Regions from separate parts of the Homo sapiens genome. Here region 1 is linked to region 2. Evidence: read pairs that join two places in POLR2A ChIA-PET (ENCODE). Cell type or tissue: B cell. All regions are shown on one strand. Each heading gives the region's core, and the rest is flanking DNA. Links, peaks and the distances in the headings are about the cores only.

Evidence for each region. Peaks named below come from ENCODE experiments on the same cell type or tissue, not always from the same donor. Only the 100,000 strongest peaks of a DNase experiment are listed, where the experiment ranks them.
Region 1: POLR2A ChIA-PET joins it to region 2 with 6 read pairs; 32 of 35 experiments call an interaction of 5 or more read pairs at or near these places.

Annotation. Positions count from the first base shown.
Region 1 is chr6:13,622,376-13,627,760 of GRCh38, reverse strand. It overlaps RANBP9 (RAN binding protein 9), which reads left to right. Exons shown (of 14, transcript NM_005493.3): 13 at 1,997-2,108; 14 at 5,269-5,385. It also overlaps a transcript of NOL7 not described here. Among named protein-coding and RNA genes, the nearest start is that of NOL7, 9.7 kb to the right of the region's middle. In B cell, for the core only: a CTCF peak has its summit at 2,751 (motif pointing right); a DNase peak (open chromatin) is centred at 2,740; H3K27ac peaks cover 1,746 bases.
Region 2 is chr6:13,564,332-13,569,716 of GRCh38, reverse strand. No RefSeq gene overlaps it. Among named protein-coding and RNA genes, the nearest start is that of SIRT5, 7.6 kb to the left of the region's middle. In B cell, for the core only: no CTCF peak of the experiment used is centred there; no DNase peak of the experiment used is centred there.

The sequences.
Region 1 (5,385 bases), core at 130-5,129, 58 kb before region 2:
AGTATTTCTTTTTAAATTTATCTGTACTATGGGTATGGTACCCTCATCAGATGGTTGTGGGGTAAATTAAGTCTTGAGCAAAGCTCAGTCCTTAAAAATAACGTGATTTTTTTTTTTTTTTTTTTTTTTTGGAGATGGAGTCTCTCTCTGTCGTCCATGCTGGAGTGCAGTGGCGTGATCTTGGCTCACTGCAGCCTCCGCCTACTGGGTTCAAGTGATTCTCCTGCCTCAGCCTCCCGAGTAGCTGAGATTAGAGGCATGCACCACCATGCCTGACTAATTTTTGTATTTTTAGTGGAGATGGGGTTTCACCATGTTGGCTAGGTTGGTCTTGAACTCCTGGCCTCAAATGATCTGCCTGCCTCTGCTTCCCAAAGTGCTGGGATTACAGGTGTGAGCCACCACACCCGGCCAAAAACAAAATAATGTGTTTGATTTGAGTTAGCTTTACAGGATAAAGGGTCATATATTCTTTCCATGGGTTGGGAAGTGTGGGTTGGGTTAGGGGCGGGAAGTAGAACCAAGTAGCTTTGTGGGATGCATAAAACATCTTCATTGCTGGAAGAAGCAGGTCTTGCTCTCAACAGGCATATGAATTATCTTCCTGTACCAAGCACCTGCATAGCTTCAGGGGATTCAAAATAGTATAGTAAATAATTTTTATCTTCAAAGAACTTCTATTGTAATTGGAGGAGAAAACTACCCAGAATGAAATACTCAGCAATATAAAACAATGGAGGAGCCATGTGTGTTTGCGTAGAGGCACGTGTATTCCATGCCTTGTGGTCTCAGACTGACTTCACAGCATTTCTTCATGGGTTATTCTTCTTTAAATCCACAATATTAGAGGCTTATTTGGATGAGAAAGGGCAAGAGTACAGTTAATCAGAAGCCTTTCCCCCACCTCTGCTTTCATAACACTAGTAAGATAACTAGAGAAATGATGGAAAATGGGTGTGGAATCTGGTTTTTTGAGCAGCTGAACCTAGGAGATGGTGCTCTTTAGGAATTTCAGTAGTCAGTATTTTCAAAGTGTTGTGTTCCTGAACTCACAAATTGACAGTTTCTGCAGCAACTCTCCATGTCTGCCTTCCAAATTGGTAAGAGTGTTCTGAATTTCTCTATTTTTATATTTGTATAATATTGCTCTGGATTAGGGTATTGACTTTTGGCATAATAATAAGACGTCATTTATTGAAAGATTAGAATGAACTGATACTGCTAATTTCATTTAGTCCTCATACAAATCTAGGAAATAGGGCCTCTTATAGTCCCCATTATGCAGTAATGAAACTGGCACTTAGATTGTCAATTGCCAAAGGCTACACAGCCAGTTAGTGGTGGAGCTTGGACTTGAAGCCAGTATCTGAAACCACCATTAGTATGTGCCTCCCATAGAAAGAAGACAAAAAATATAAAGTAGTTGTTTGAAAAGAAGACGACTGTCAGTCATTTTAAGTTTTGAAGAGGTGTGGCTTGAGATAGTTGGAAATACTGAATGCATAAACAGGTCCTGAAGGGCAGCCTGTTTAATTTTTTCATAACTGAATTTGAGAAGATGACATCCCAGTGAGATGTGTCCAGTTCCTAAATCTGTTGAAAAAAGGAAATGCAGACAGGCCCTGTCCTTTGACTGTCACATTCATATCAGTAGTAATAAATTGTGAAGTAAAACATCTGAATGTTTTGCCTTCCACTCTCCCTACACCAGTACTAGTTCATTCCTTTGAAATTTTTTTTTCCTGTTTTGTGTTTAGGGATGGGAGGAAGTTGAATGAGAATGGCTGTCCACAGGAAAAATGAAAATAAATTAGGCTTTGCTGCATAATTTAATGTTCAAAAATGTAGAGCGTCCCAGTGCTGGGAGTAAATGGGTTTAAAGTTTACATTATTAGTCTGTGCCTGGAAGCCATATTTTACCTCTCAACTTGGAAACATTTGTGAGCATAATAGTTGAACTATTTGAATTAAAACCAAATCGATGTGTTTTCAACAGGATGCATTCAGTCTACTAGCATATTCAGATCCCTGGAACAGCCCAGTTGGAAATCAGCTTGACCCGATTCAGAGAGAACCTGTGTGCTCAGCTCTTAACAGTGCAATATTAGGTAAGTAAAGCCAAATAAGGCACAATTTCAGTTAGATTCTCTGAAAATTTAAGAGAGGGTGTTTGTACTGGCATTTACACTTTGGTAAAATCATCAGGAAAATGTTTTCTATATTTTTAAAATATAAAAATACCTAAAATATAGAAACCCCCTCCTTTAATTCCAGATTCAAGTGGATTTAAATAGAATAAAAACAGTAAGATGGGGTACAACTTGGGATGTTTGGGAAATAGAAGTTTTTGTGTGCATGTATGTAAGCATTTCTGGTAGCCACGAATGTCTACTTCTCTCATTAGAATGAGAGATTTGGTGGTCCTTGTGTATAATTCAAAATACTACCCTACCAGAGACATTCCTTACAGCCCTCTTTAGTGAAAGGCATTTTCTGCCACTGATTTCTAGGCTAGGAATTGGGTGGCATTCTCTCGTTTGGCTGCTGTAGAAGGAATCGGAGAACGTTAAGAACATAGATTAATAATTGTCACAAGAGTTAGGCTAGAAGGGAACAGGGTACATTTGAAGAAAAGAGGTCAAGAAAGGTTTTGATGGAGAGAATGAAAATGGAAGTAAGGGAGTGAAGAGCTTGAATATCAGAGAAGCTCAAACTGATCCAGTAGAGGGCAGGATTCCTAGCTGGTCCTCCCCTGTTACCTGGTTCCCAACCATTTTGCTTGAGCTAAATTTGCAATGGGTAGCAGCAGCCTAAGCCACTGGTATCACAGCTCCCACCATGCTTATGAATATGGGCACAAGGGGCTTCCTGATGACTTGTGAGTACCCGGCAGGATCAAGCCTTGATGTCACATTCTATTTGCATTTATATTAGCCGGATTCAACTACATGCCCTTACCCAATAAAAAGGGTGGGTGAGGAAGAGAAAAGCAATTTAAAAGGCGAGGCTTAGCCAGGGGTGAGCATCAAGTGCGAAACGCTAATTCGATGTTCGTTTGGTTGCCATTCCTATGAGCAGCTCACTGTAGCGTTTGTGATTATAGTATTTATATACTGAACAAGTACTTTTTATATGAATTGTGTAACTGCACATATTGTGCATTTCTATATAAATGTGATAGGGTCGATTGTTTACATAAAACAAGTTTGAGTTTTGGGCAGTTCTCATCAAAGGTAATTTATATAAAGAGTGAGTTTTCATTTGACTTCAGAGTCTAATTCCCAGGTAATTGGGACTCCAGTCTAGTTTAGAAGTCTGTGCTGTGCTGTTTGGCCCTGCAAGGTTCAGGGACTTTTAGTCACATATTTCAAACTAGTTTAGGAAGATGAGGGCAGTGCCACAAAAAGTAGATTAAAGAGTAGTTTAGATAGGGAGACTTGCAATGAGGGCCAGGACTCTTACAGCAAGAATGTAAAGGAAGCAATGAAAAGCATTCATATTTAAGACTCAGTCTGTTTCTTTGCCCTTAGAAAATTTATTAATTTGTTAAGGACCAATACTGAAGTTTGGGAATAGGAGTAGTGTCCTCAGTGTTGTAGTTCTCCGGAATTTAGGATTTGTATATAAATGTGAATTTTCTTTGGTTAATGTGTTATATTTTCATTGGTTCTACAAAATTCATTTAGCTCCGTTGGTAAAAGTAACTTAGTAATAATGCTGGAATTGTAAGGAAAATTATGGTTTACTATAAATGTCTTTTTGAAGTTATATTGTAGGTAATCATTAAGACCTAATTATTAGATGATACTAATCTTTAAAGTGACCAGTTTTCTTACAATTTAGTTTCTTGAGTTCTTCAAGGGAATTTAATTGTTGAGCACCATTATCTATAGACACATATACTCTTACATATTGTGCTATATTATGTAGATTCAGCCATAAATAGTGCTTAATCTTATTAATATAAATGTATGCGATTCCTGTAAAATTAATGACACAATTATTAAACTGCTATAGATGGGCATGTATATGTTTATAAATACCATGCTATATTATGTAGGTCCATCTATATAGTGTTATGAAAATTTCATACATCCAAAAAAGTTAAAGATGCATCGCCAGATGCTTCCTTTGGCCAAAATAAAATTAAAAAAATATTCCCTGTAGATGTTTGTCTTTGAGCACGGTCTTCCCTGTGAACCCTCAAGACACCACACTTTCTCATCAATCTATGTGCCCTTTTTTGCACACGTTTATTCTTAATCCTGTTTTTGTTTTCTCTTCTACCTTTAAGTCCTGAATTTGCTTCTTTCTGATATTGTGCTTTTTCCCTTTTGGAAATTTCCTCTTCTTTCTTCCACCATCAAATTGCATCCTCTGAACCAAGAGTGGAGTTAAACCATATGAAGCCTTCCTAGCCATGTGTCAACTGTTTTTGCCCTTTGTTGTCAACTGTGCCTATAAAGAACTGATTAGTAATTTTATTGATTAGTTTGGACATTGCCTTCTCATAAAGAGAAATTACCAGCTTCTGAGTCTGGCCACTTTTACCATTAGTTCATTTTTTTCCATCTCTGGCAAGGAACAAATTTTGTTAATTATTGCATTTGTACTACAAATGTCTGACAAAGAAACTTATGATATGCAGGACCCTGAAAATTTATTGGCATTTTTTTAAATGTCTGAACTGTCCACTGTAAATTAGCACCTCCAAAACTGTGGGGTGGCTCTGCTGTATGTTCTCTCACTGTCACCACCACCACTTACTCCCCACCAGCCCAAATAACATTACCTATATATGCCTTGGAGATGGCTAGGCAGCCTGTTTGGTCCTATCCACAGAGGTGGAAGAACCCATCAGTGGAAACTTGTAATGAAAACCTGGTGCCTTTTTTAGTTTTAGTTAGTATCAACTGACTTTGATCAACCAGAAGGGAAATAATTCCTTACTCTCCACTCCAAATATCAGATAAAAAATTGTACCTTTCCCATCATAGTTAATATGGAAGTATTTTAGTATCTGATACTTTAAAAGTCTGATTCTGCCAGAGTTTATCTTATAGTTGAATACACAATACCCACACTACCTTGTCAGAATAGTATGTCCAAGGCGGCATCTGTCTTTTGCTTAGAAACCTTCATTTGCTGATATTTCAGAGTGGTATGGGAGTGGTAGTTTTTAAAGTCATTGCAGTATTCTCCTGATTGAAATGTTTTTTAAAATGTCTTGCTAATTGCTGTTCTCATTTTTAAATTATTTTTCCTCAGAAACCCACAATCTGCCAAAGCAACCTCCACTTGCCCTAGCAATGGGACAGGCCACACAATGTCTAGGACTGATGGCTCGATCAGGAATTGGATCCTGCGCATTTGCCACAGTGGAAG
Region 2 (5,385 bases), core at 158-5,157:
TCAAGTCCGTGGAAAACGTGCCTGAATCTTTTCACTGCTGAATCCTGGAAACAGAGGCATTCCTAACACAGCCCAAACTCTCTTGGGTCTGTTCCCTCAGGCCCACCTAGCCACTTCTTTCCTGTGGGTTTTCACAGGTACATATTGGCTACCAGTCCCTGAGGTCCTCCAGCTCTAGGGACACAGGTCAAGCTCTCTGGGTGTTTTTCTGAAGCCCTCCTCATTTGTCTTGAGGTGTAGGGAAAAGCTCTGTTCTCCTCACCAATGAGAGATAAGAAACATACCTGCATTTTAACAACGACAGTCAGAGAATTTTTTTCCTTTTACGTGTCTCTGGATGAGTGAGGGGCTAATAATGGCATAACAGTAACAATAGCTAATGTTTGCTGAGCTCTAAGCACCAGGCACGATTATGAACATTCCCCATGGGTTATTCTATTCTTCAATCCTCACAATGACCCAGTGAGGTAGAGGCTTTGATTTTCTTCATTTTACCGCATGGACAGATGAACTAATCTGCCCCTGGTCACGGAGTTGCTAACTACAGGGTCAGAATTTGGACCCAGGCCTTCTGGCTCCTGAGCCCATGCTGTTGCCAACTATGAATAGTCTAGCACCTCTCTTTCTAAGGTGGGGGTGCTCGTCACCTCTTTTCTTCTCAGCCTTCTGAACCTAAGCAACATTCTGAGGCAACCAGGGACATTGCGTGTAATATCCTGATACATGAAAACATATATATATAATGTTGTACATTATATATAACATATAAAATGTGCATTTTTTTCTTTTGCTCCCTACATTGTCTCTATTTTCTCCTGTTTCCTTTTGTGTTTGTTTTGGAGAGATCATGAGAGATCATGTTGGAGGCTTTCCTCAAGTATCTGATGATCCTTGACTGTTCACAGCAAGACACCAAAAATGGATAGGATGATCCCAGGTAGGGGTGGGGGTTGAGGAATGGCTTCACTGTTGGGCAAGGATAGAGCTAGTTCATTGGAGGACACAAAAAAATGTCAGTCTTTGAGGCTTTCAGGTATTTAAAGAAGCATCATACAGTATCCTGTTGGTGAAAGGTATGTGCCTGTTTGCCAGAGTTTTCCTGACTGAGTCGTGGAAGAGGGTTTGGGATAGGGTGGGAGGTCCTTAATATTAAAATGTAGACTTTCTCTTAGTCCTCTTTTTTTTTTTTTTTTTCCCAGTACAGCATCTCTCCCTCACTCTCCTCTGCTTGCTGTCCCCAGGTTGTCCCCAAGAGTGGTGCAGTTTTTCCAATGAAGAAAACTTTCGCTTTGTACAAGCATGTGGGGAGGCGAAGGAGAGGAGAAGATGGGAGGGAGGGGGAAGGAAGCAGAATTTTTTAAAAGCTATGCAGCTCTAGAAACTGAATCCTATTGATATTTTTGAAGGGAGCAAGTTAAATGTATAAATTGCTTTAAGGAGAATTAACAGATTTATGATAGTGAACTTTCCTATTTAAAAACAATGTTTACCTTTCCATTTATTCAAGTCATCTTGTAAATCTCCCAGGAATGTTTTCAACTTTCTTCATATGAATTTTCCACATTTTCCTATTTAATTTATTCCTAAATATTTTATAATTAAAAATAAGTTGTGGAAGTTAACCAAAGGATGTGTTCATTTCGAAAAGTCATCTTTACATGAAGAACTGAACAAAACAAAAAATAAGACAGTAGGTCAAAAGCTAAGAAACACGAGAATAAAAATCCAATATTCTTCAAATTGACTGGGTAGATGCAGCCACCTCTAGTATAATTTCATCCATCCATCCATCTATACATCCATCACAGCATCCATCCATTTATATACTCATTCATTTATCTTATATGTGCCAAAAACTGGCTAGGCCTTCAATGTGAGCTCTGTATGAGTACTGATAATATTAGCAGTGCATGGATGAAATAATAAAACTCTACTATCAAACATACTCTTTTTGTTTTTTTCTTTAGCCCCTCCTCAAAACTTTAAATACTGAAATTTAGTCTTTGCTTTTTCTCCCTTCCTTTCTAATACAGAGCTCTACAGGGTACCTGTTGTAAATATTAACATTTTCCTTAGGCGCATAAAGCATTTAAAAAATTTTTTTCATCAGAGTCTTTAAGAAGTTTAATATAATCTGGTGAGAGGTCAAGGCAAAAGATTGAAGTTGAGGCAAAACTAGTGCACCGGCATTGTCTCTAATCAGGACACTTTATTAGAGCGGTAGGAACAAAAAACACCCTCAGGAAACACACAGAAGAGAGCTTGGGTTTAAGTTCTACTTCAGCGGACATTTGTCCATTTTATTACATATTCGATCTGTATTTATTTCATAAACAGATTTGATCACTTACTCCACTGAGTGTGTGATAAACACTGGAGTGCATGTAGAAGTGTGTTGCAGGCAATGTTCTGTGGGACTGAAAAGCACAGGATTTAAGAATCCAGTCTTCACCAATTCTGTCTTAGCATCTTGAACCTCAGATTTTTCACCTTTCAGATGGGGCTAATAATGCTCATTCTGAATGCATTGTTGTAAGGATTAAATGAAATAAGGTATGAAGAGTATTTAACATAGTGCCTAGCATACAGTACCACCCAATAGGCAGTTGCTGTTCATTTGCTACTTTCCAGGACTAGGTTATGAAATTACTTTATACATTTCACTTTGAAATAACATCTGAGTAGTTATTAGCAACTATCAACCCCCTCATCTTTGTACTGTTTCATCAATCTCCTTGAAAAAGAAACCATATATCAACCCTCTTGGAAAGGCATAAAATGAATATTAACCAGATTCTGAAATTTCCGTCATGTCAAACAGGCGTGATTCTGAAAACAGCAGCATCAGCAACACCTGGAAGTTTTTAGAAATGCTAAATATAAATCCCTACTCTAAAATGCTCCATCAGGATCTGCATTTTCAGATCCTAAGGTGACTGTATGCACTTTACAGTTTGAGAGTTACTGCCCTTGTTTACCTACCAGTGGAAGTTCAAGAGGGCATTTACCTGATGATTTTTGGAAGCAGAGGAGGAGAATGAGACATAAGATGAGAAAAAAGCAGTGGAAACTCTTGGGACTTTCCACATGTCCTGGCCTCACCCAGGTCCACAGCCCTTTGAACTTGCTTATCCTCCCCATGATGGACATGTGTGGTACAAGATACCACCAAGAAAGGCGTATGTGGTGAACTGGCAGGGAAATGCGGAAGGGGGCTCTCTAGAAGACAGAGTGTGGACTACGGGGACCCTGGAAGTGAATTCATCCTCAGGAAAGAAACAGGAAGGCGTGTTGAGCTGGTCTCAACAATAAGTCTAAGGTCTGAAGCCGGGCAGCAGGTCTAAGTAGACAGAGCATAGTGGTCATGACGCAAGCCTGCCCAAGCCAGTCCCCTTGACACCACCTGAGCTTTAGAGAGGAAAGAGCTTATGTAAAAGTAAAGCATTTGGCTCATTAAATTCTGTGATGCCTGGGGTCTAAGGATCTCTCCTACGGCCTCTAAGAATATAAACCAAGAAGAGCAGGATTCACAAGTCATTATCCATCACACAGCACAAATGATCTGTAGGCAATGGCCCAAGGAGACTGTTGAGCAGTGGATGGGGATGAGTCATCCTGCTGACATGGGCACTGGCGTGAAGGGGTTTGAAGATGCCCCTTCACAACAAAAATCAAAGCAAAACAATACCTGGGATACTGTAGTGATGTAGGTATGGGATGTTTGACTAATAAAATAAGTAAGTGGTAATGAGCTTATTTATACTGTTAGCGAGTGAGATCTGCGGATGTTCCAGTTATAGAGGAATAGCCATTTGATTCTTAATTGCAAACAACGGAAACCAACTGGCTGACTGAACTATTAAAAAATGAATTCATTAAAAAAGATTAGGGCCAGGTGTGGTGGCTCACACCTGTAACCCAATATTTTGGGAGGCCAAGGTAGGAGAATTCCTTGAGGCCAGAAGTTCAAGACCAGCCTGGGCAATATAATGAGACTGTCTCTAGAAAACAATTTTAAAATTAGCCAGTTGTGGTGGCCTGTAGTCCCAGCCACTCAGGAGGCTGAGGCTGGAGGATGGCTCGGGCCCAGGAGTTTGAGGCTGCAGTGAGCTATGATCACATCACTGCATTCAAGCCTGAGTGACAGAATGAGACCCAGTCTCATTAAAAAAAAAAAAAAGTTTCTAGATAGCAACTCTATTCATAATCTCCCCCAAATGGAAACAACCAAATGTCCATCAGTAGGGGAATGGATGAGCAAATGGTAGTACATCATACAACATAATACTATTCAATAAAAAGCAATGGACTACATGAAACAATTTGGATGAATCTCAAAGACACCATGCAGACATAAAAGGCTACCTACTATATATTTCAATTTATATAACATTCTAGAAAAGGTAAACTCTAGGGATGGACAACAAATCAACAGTTGCCAGAAGTTAGGAGTGGGAAGGGGTGTGATTATAGACAGCAGAAGGGAGTTCTTTGGGGTGATTAAAATTGTCTGTATCCTCGTTGTCATAATGGTACACAAATTTATGCACATGCCAAAATCCACTGAACTGTACACTAAAACAAAACAAAAATGTGACTTAATTGTGATGGTTGGACAACTTTTTAAATTTACTGAAACTCACTGAATTGTTCAACTACAATGCGTGAATTTTATGATAAGTAAATTACACCAGGAGGAGTAGGGGATGAAGAGATAGAGAATGGCTAAAGTGGGTTCATTATACTATTCCTTCTACTTTTGTATATGTTTCAAAATGTTCATATTAAACACTTAACAGCTGGGCACAGTGATTCCTGCCTGTAACTCCAGCACTTTGGGAGGCTGAATGGGGAGCCCAGGAGTTCAAGACCAGCCTGGACAACATAGGGAGACATTGTCTCTACAGAAAATTTTAAAAATTAGCTGGGTGCGATGGTATGTGCCTGTAGTCCCAGCCATACGGGAGGCTGAGGTGGGAGGATCGCTTGAGCTGGAAGGTTGAGGCTACAGTGAGCCTTGGTCTTGCTACTGCACTCCAGCCTGGGTGACAGACTGAGACCCTGTCTCTAAATAAATAAATAAATAACAACAACAACAAAAGGAGGCTAGGTATCTCAGAGTCACTGAGGCCAGGTCTAGGACCACCTGCCAGGAGCAATGCTCAAAATTCCACTGCAGAACTGCTGCAGAAGGAACACCTCAGTAGCAACTACCAGGATCAGATCTGAGCTTGAACCATGGATGCTGCGCATTGTGGATATGGAGGTTACCCCAGGCACACTCTCTCTGCTGCCCGAGAAGTTGAATTTCTGAATCCTCTGCCATTGTCAGTGAGTTATTTTTGGTCCCTTCTTTTCGTCATTTTTCTAAGTCAGGGTGGGTGC